Regions from separate parts of the Homo sapiens genome. Here regions 2 and 3 are each linked to region 1. Evidence: read pairs that join two places in POLR2A ChIA-PET (ENCODE). Cell type or tissue: OCI-LY7. All regions are shown on one strand.

Region 1 (2,500 bases):
TCACTCAGTGCTCAGTACTTAATTTTCCACTGCACCACAACTGTCTTAACTAAATGTGCTGTATTTTTCTTTAAAAGTTAAGAGTTCTATTTGGTGTTTTCAGGAATATACGTGAAAAGACATGCCATGTTTTGGTAAATACCATCAGAGTTGTGTAAAGGCGTGTACTAAGTGCAATCTTAATTTGTGGAAATAATCTTCATTTACCCCTCCTAAAACTACACTCAGTATAAACACTTTCCCATAAGGTGTGTGCAGTAAAAATGTTATATTACTCCAACACTGGCAGGAGCACAGCACAGCAGCCTTATTGGAGAGAGCCTTATAAAAGTGATTAAATGGAGGCATTGAGCTCATTACCTTTAAGTTTACTTTGTGCTGACCTTTGTTCCTGTTTTGAGAATCTCATATAATTATTAAAAAAAAAAAACAATTAAAACGAAACGGCGGGGCCTAGCTGTGTATAAATGATCCTTGCTGAATATCTTAAGGTTTTTTGTAAGAAAAAAGAAAAACCAACAAAAAAAGCTTATTTTCACATTAAAATGAAACCTCTTTTGCAACTTAAGAATTCTATGGAAAAGCAGTTTTTATCATATTTTGTGTCCATGCACCATTTTTCTTAAAATGGCTTACAAAAAAGAATGTAAACAATTTGTGATCTGGCCAGTTGTACTTTTAGCTCCCAGAGGGAGAGTTGGTGGTATTATGAGTTGAGTAAAAACCATCCAGGGGAACTTGAGGGAGCAGTCTGTTGCCAGTAATGTTCCTTGTGTGCCATTAAACCACCTCCAGATGAGTGGAGGAACATCACTTTTTAATTTTTTAATTGTATTTGGAATTGTTGCCGTGTACTAAGAACTTGACCTAAATAAAATCCCACAAAGTATATTCAGGTGTCTTGTTAACTTATTTATATAAATAACCTCTTTTTCTAAGGTGGTATCTTGAGTTTACGTGTTAGGGATAATCTGACTTTTCTGTTGCTCTAAACCAGGGAGCTGCCTTTTATTACTGAAGAAGTCGTCTTTTTAAATTTTCAAAGATTTAAAATGTTGAGCTTTAAATTTGATCTCAAGTTTCTTCCCTGAAGACAGCTGTTCTAATTAAGAACTTTCTAATCCTGTTTTTGCTCCACTCGCACCTGGGGTTTTCTTACCACTTTTCTCCAAATCTAATTCTGTTAATGTACAGTTTTTTTAATTCAACAGACAAACACTGAAGATGGGTGTTGACTAAAAAATATTGCAGACTGGTCAGAAGTGAATCTAAAAGACAAACCACTAACTAGCCTGTGCTTTGTTGCTATGAGAGCCTAGATTATAAAAGAATTTTCTAATGATGTATCTGAGGGTAGCAAGTAAGTTTGTCTTCACAATACCCAAAATGATGTTTCAGCTTTTCTCACTTTTCAAGCCCATCTTATTTCCTCTGTACCTTTATTATTTTGGTATCATTAGGTAAGGTGAAGAATAATGTAGGAAACAAATACCCAGCTAAAACATTTATGGGTTTCTCGTATTTGTGAATAGGATTTTAGGCGTCAGAGCAGTCTTGTCTTGTCTCAAAGATAGATAGTATCCAATCTTTTGTTAATAAGCCTATTGCTTGACTTTTTTGGGTTACTTTGGAATTACACATTTGGTTGAACGGCTTTGTGGATCTGGGGCATATGCCAATTAAGGGGCACATGCCATGCGTTCTGTTTTCCTGTCAGCCTGTGTACACTGCTGCTTCTGAAGGCATAAGTACAGGTGCAGTTTCCACAACCACGTATGATTGACAGATGGTGAACGAAAGGGGAAGGCTTCCACTTTTTTTGCCCTAGTTTGGTACATAATAAAGTGATTGCAAACACATTATACATTTATACATACCTTCACATGGCAGTCCAACACGTAATTGTGACTCCAAAGATTTGAAACAAACAAAAGGCATTCCTTTTTGTATTACTTTACTTTGTACTTAGTTCTTTGTTTAAAGAAGAAAAATCTTTTTTACCTTTTTTTTTTTTTTGAGACGGAGTCTCGCTCTGTTGCCCAGGCTGGAGTGCAGTGGCACAATTTCAGCTCACTGCAAGCTCCACCTCCTGGGTTCATGCCATTCTCCTGCCTCAGCTTCCCGAGTAGCTGGGACTACAGGCGACTGCCACCACTCCTGGCTAATTTTTTTTTGTATTTTTAATAGAGACGGGGTTTCACCATGTTAGCCGGGATGGTCTCGATCTCCTGACCTCGCGATCCACCCACCTCGGCCTCCCAAAGTGCTGGGATTACAGGCGTGAGCCACCGCACCCGGCTGAGAAGAAAAGTCTTTCTTTAAAAGCTGTTGTCACTTAATCACCAATGTATTTAATGGCCAAATTTCCCTAGTTGGTATAAACTACTCTTAAAAGTTAACAAATTGAACATATCAAACTAGTTTATTTACCACACTTAATTTCTTCTGTGTATGGCCTATGTTTTGGGTACCCTGACATGAAATGCAAAACCAGATTCTT
Region 2 (2,500 bases), 170 kb before region 1:
GTGTATATATTTATGGGGTACATGAGGTATTTTGATACAGACATACAATGTGTAATAATCACATTAGGGTAAATCAGGTATCTTTTTTTATTTTTTTCAGTCAAGGTCTCGCACTGTTGCCTGGGCTCAAGTGCAGTGGCACAATTATAGCTCACTGGAGCATCGAATTCCTGGGCTGAAGGGATCCTCCTGCCTCAGCCTCCTGAGTAACTAGGACCACAGGCACGTGCCACCCTGCCCAGCTAATTTTTGTATTTTTATGTAGAGATGCGGTCACACTATATTTCCTATGCTACTCTTAAAATCCTGGTCTCAAGTGATCCTCCTGCCTCGGGCTCCCGAAGCACTAGGATTACAGGTGTGAGCCACTGTGCCTCAGGCCTTTACAGTATCCACTTTTAAAAATTACATTTGGAAGCTGGGCATAGTGGCACATGCCTGTATTCCCAACTACTCAGGAGGAAGGATCGCATCAGCCCAGGAGTTCAAGGGTATTGTGAGTGATAATTGTGCCTGTGAATAGCCCCTGCACTCCTGCCTGGGCAACATAGCAGGACCCTATGTTTAAAAAAAAAAAAAAAAAAAACGGTTAGTAAATGTTGAATGCCATTTTTCCCATATGGAAGTTCTAGCTGAAACTCACACTTTCCATTTAAGACTTGAGACTGACTTTCTCAGTCCACTGTAAGCATTAATTAATACATTGGTTCTACTCTGCACACTTCTGCTTCTAAAAACAAACTGAACAAGACCTTCCTTTGCCTGTGGTTGCTGCTGATTAGTTTCTATCTTTTCCAGCTTTCATCTGTAACTGATAGCCAGTATTCTCAGGGCTATCAGGAGGCTTGTGCACCCAAATTCCCATTCTCTCATTGTTACCATTCCTGTTTTGTATCTCAAGGTTCTGTATTGGTTGTACATACGTCGTGTTCTTTGAAGCTCTCAGGCTGCCTGCTTTTTGTTTGCCATAGCTGTTCCTGTTACCTCTCATTTTCCTCCCTGGAGGCAGTTATGTTGCCTCTATTTAAGCACTCACCAGTCAGAATCTTCCTATTCTGCTTAAATACCCAACATTTGTCAGTAAGAAATAATTTTGTATTTAATTGTGTATCCCCAGGAATTTTGCCCATTTCTCTTTGCCTTGCTTTCAATCATGATAGAAGCACCTTTTTCTTTTCAATAATATTATTGTTAAAAGCCTTAATTATTTTGTCTTCTCTGCTTCAAACTAAGTAATTCTGACTTCCTTAATCTTTTATCACAGGCTCTGTTCTCCAAACTTTCAGTCTTTTCTGTTGTTCCATATTCCATTGTTTTCTCCTCCTACTCATTCAGAGGCAAATTAAGGTGGTTTTTTAAGTTTTGGTTTGTAGACTATGTCGTTATGTGAGAAATTTACTTTAGTTTTGTATTGTCAACCCCATAGCACAAGCCAGGTACTTAATTTAGGCATTAGTCAGTGATATAGTTTGAATATTTGTCCCTGCGCAAATCTCATGTTGAATTGTAATCCCCAGTGTTGGGGGTGGGGCTTGGTGGAAGGTGATTGGATCATGGGAGTGGAGTCCTCATGGCTTGGTGCTATCCTCACGGTAGTGAATTCTTGTGAGATGTTGTTTAAAAGTGTGTGGCACCTTCCCCCCTCTCTCTTGCTCCTGCTTTTGCCATGTGACCTGCTACCTCCCCTTTGCCTTCTGCCATGATTATAAGCTTCCTGAGGCCTCATCAGAAGCCAGGTAGGCACCTGGCACCATGCGTTCTTTATAAATTACCCAGTCGCAGCCGGGCACAGTGGCTTTTGCCTGTAATCCCAGCACTTTGGGAGGCCAAGGCGGGCAGATCACGAGGTCAGGAGTTCGAGACCAGCCTGGCCAATATGGTGAAACCCCATCTCTACAAAAAATACAAAAATTAGCCAGGCGTGGTGGCACATGCCTGTAGTCCCAGCTACTTGGGAGGCTGAGGCAGAAGAATCGCTTGAACCTGGCTAATTTTTGTATTTTTAGTAGAGACGGGGTTTCACCATGTTGGCCAAGCTGGTCTCGAACTCCTGACCTCGTGATCTGCCCACCTCAGCCTCCCAAAGTGCTGGGATTACAGGCATATCTTTTTATTTTTTTTTGAGACAGAGTCTCACTCTGTCATCCAGGCTGGAGTGCAGTGGCACTATCTCAGCTCACTGCAACCTCCACCTCCCAAGTTCAAGTGATTCTTCAGCCTCAGCTTCCTGAGTAGCTGGGATTACAGGCACCGACCACCATGCCCAGCTAAATTTTGTATTTTTAGTAGAGACAGGGTTTCACCATGTTGGTCAGGCTGGTCTTGAACTCCTGACCTCAGGTGAGCCACATGCCTTGGCCTCCCAAAGTGCTGGGATTGCAGATGTGAGCCACTGTGCCCAGCCTATTTATTTATTTTTTGAGACAGTGTCACTCTGTCGTCCAGGCCGGAGTGCAGTGGCGCAATTTCTGCTCATCACAACCTCCACCTCGCGGGTTCA
Region 3 (2,500 bases), 270 kb before region 1:
TACTCTAAATCAAAGTACCGTCTTTACTTATAATATACATATTGTTATATCTAACAGTCAGGAACACAATTAGCAGTCAGAAATTACAGAAAGGCTATAATATTGTTTTTTACTTTATGTTTAATAGATATTTTGTGTTTAAAACAGGTATCCAACACTCACAGCCTTCCAGTGATACATTGCTTTTGGAAGTAGTGAAACAAGTAAAAGTTAGTGATATGGTGGAGGATAAATTAGACCTTCCTGAAGAGGATATAACAGCTAGAGTAAATGTGTATGTATAAATATTTAAAATTATTTTGTTCTGAGAAAGGGGATTGCAAAATCGTGGAAAAGATTTGCTTGAAATTCTAACACCATGTATTTCCAGGGTCCAACAGTTAATGCTGTATCAGCTGTTAGGATTTTATCAGTATTAACTGAGATTATTGAGGAAGGCTTCTTAGAACTGGGATAACATGGAACTGGACCTTGAAATTAGAAAATATTTAGAACTGTACGATAATGAAAGCAGTACATCGAATTTGTGAGATTCAGCTATACCTGTGTTCAGATGGAAATGTACAGCACAAAATATAAACTGTTAAGCAAAAGAAATAGCATTATAAAGACAAAGCAGAAATTCATGAAAGAGAAAAACAAAAAGAAAGATTAAAAACATTGAAGCCTGGTTATTAAAAACAAGCAAACAAAAAGCAAAAAACATAAACCTCTAGCCAGACTGATTAAAAGAAAGACAACATAATTTGCCTATATTAGGATTGAAAGAGGAGATATTGCCACAAATAATAAAATGACTGAAAAGAATAGTAATAACTTTATGCCTGTAAGTTTGACAGCTTAATGAAACAAATTCTTTGAAAGATACAAATTACCCAACCTCTGCAAGAAGAAACAGATAACCTGAAAAGCCTTAGATACATTTTAAAATTTTTAATTTGTACTTCAAAAGCTCTCTTTAAGCAAATGTAAAATGTATTAATTTCCTCATCTCCTCTTTGTGTCACTACTGTCATACGTATTACATTTCTTTGTATAAGTTCAGTAATACAGTTTCATAGTTGCTGTTTTATGCAGTTGTCTTTAAATGAATTATAGGAGGAAAACAAATATATGTTATTTATGCTTTGTTTGCTACATAATTATCAAGTATCATACTTGTGCACTTTATTTCTTTGTGTGTACATTCATTTATCATCTGATATCATTTCCTTTCAGCCTAAAAGACTTTCTCCAGTTTTTTTGTGTGTGTTTTTCTGTAGGGTTTTTTTTTTTTTTTTTTTTTTGAGACAGGATCTCGCTGTGTCACCTCAACTGGAGTGCAGTGGTGTGATCACAGCTCACTGGAGCCTCCACCTCCTGGTCTCAAGTGATCCTCCTGCCGCAGCCTCCTGAGTAGCTGGGACTATAGGCACACCACCATGTCTAGCTCATTTTTAAATTTTTTTACGGAGACAGGGTCTCACTGTATTGCCCAGGCTGGTCTCGAACCTCTGGGCCCACATGATCCTCCCGTCTTGGTTTCCCAAAGTGCTTGGATTACAGGCCACCAGAGAGTGAGCCGCTGCACCCAGCCCTCTAGTATTTCTAATAAGGAAGGTCTGATTGCCACAAACTCTCTGTTTCTTATCCAGGGAGGTCTTTATTTTTGTTAATCCAGGTATATCTCACAAACATAAAATTTACCATTTTTAATGCATACAATACAGTGGGGTTTTTTTAATGTTTTCACAAGTTTGTGCAACCATCCCTACTATATAATTCCAGAACATTTATGTCACCCCAAAAGGAAATCTTGTACCTTTGAGTGGTCGGTCCCAGTTTTCCCCTTCTCACATAACCTGGCAACCACTAATTACTTTGTCTCTGTGGATTTGCCTACTTTGGACATTTTCTGTAACTCCTACAATTTGTATCTGGCTTATTTTCATTTGGAATAATGTTTTCAAGATTCATTCGTGTCATAGCATATGAGAGTACTTTATTCCTTTTTGTGGCTGAATAATATTTTAAATAATTTTCCATTTATAACCATTTATGGTTATCCAGAATATGGATAATCACATTTTGCTTATCCATTCATCAATCATGAGCATTTAGGTTGTTTCTACTTTTAGGCTATTATGAATAGTACTTCCATGAATATTCAGGTACAAGTTTTTGTGCAAACATAAGTTTTTTGTTGTCTTGGTTATCTACTGAGGAGTATAATAGTTAGATCATATGATAATTCTGTTTGAACTTTTGAGGAATTACCAAACTGTTTTTTACAGGGACTGTGTCATTTTTCATTTTCACCAGCAAGGTATGAGTGTTCTAATTTCTCCACATCTACCTCAACTCTTGTTATTTTCCTTGTGGTTTTGTAAAAATTCATTATAGCCATCCTAGATGGTTTGAAGTCGTTTCTATCTTATTTGCATTTTCCTAGTACCTAATAATGTTGAGCATCTTTCCATGTGCTTGTTTGCCATTAATATATATCTACTTTGGAGACTAT

Evidence for each region. Peaks named below come from ENCODE experiments on the same cell type or tissue, not always from the same donor. Only the 100,000 strongest peaks of a DNase experiment are listed, where the experiment ranks them.
Region 2: POLR2A ChIA-PET joins it to region 1 with 5 read pairs; 3 of 35 experiments call an interaction of 5 or more read pairs at or near these places.
Region 3: POLR2A ChIA-PET joins it to region 1 with 5 read pairs; 2 of 35 experiments call an interaction of 5 or more read pairs at or near these places.

What each region holds. Positions count from the first base shown.
Region 1 is chr2:203,431,279-203,433,778 of GRCh38, forward strand. It overlaps ABI2 (abl interactor 2), which reads left to right. Exons shown (of 12, transcript NM_001375670.1): 12 at 1-891. It overlaps RAPH1 (Ras association (RalGDS/AF-6) and pleckstrin homology domains 1), which reads right to left. Exons shown (of 14, transcript NM_213589.3): 14 at 2,404-2,500. Among named protein-coding and RNA genes, the nearest start is that of RAPH1, 100 kb to the right of the region's middle. In OCI-LY7, a CTCF peak has its summit at 566; DNase peaks (open chromatin) are centred at 1,143 and 1,773; H3K4me3 peaks cover 851 bases; H3K27ac peaks cover 1,782 bases.
Region 2 is chr2:203,257,823-203,260,322 of GRCh38, forward strand. The region is part of intron 4 of CYP20A1 (cytochrome P450 family 20 subfamily A member 1); the gene reads left to right. It also overlaps the pseudogene RN7SL670P. Among named protein-coding and RNA genes, the nearest start is that of CYP20A1, 20 kb to the left of the region's middle. In OCI-LY7, no CTCF peak of the experiment used is centred here; no DNase peak of the experiment used is centred here.
Region 3 is chr2:203,157,552-203,160,051 of GRCh38, forward strand. NBEAL1 (neurobeachin like 1) reads left to right here. Exons shown (of 56, transcript NM_001378026.1): 36 at 148-274. Among named protein-coding and RNA genes, the nearest start is that of CYP20A1, 80 kb to the right of the region's middle. In OCI-LY7, no CTCF peak of the experiment used is centred here; no DNase peak of the experiment used is centred here.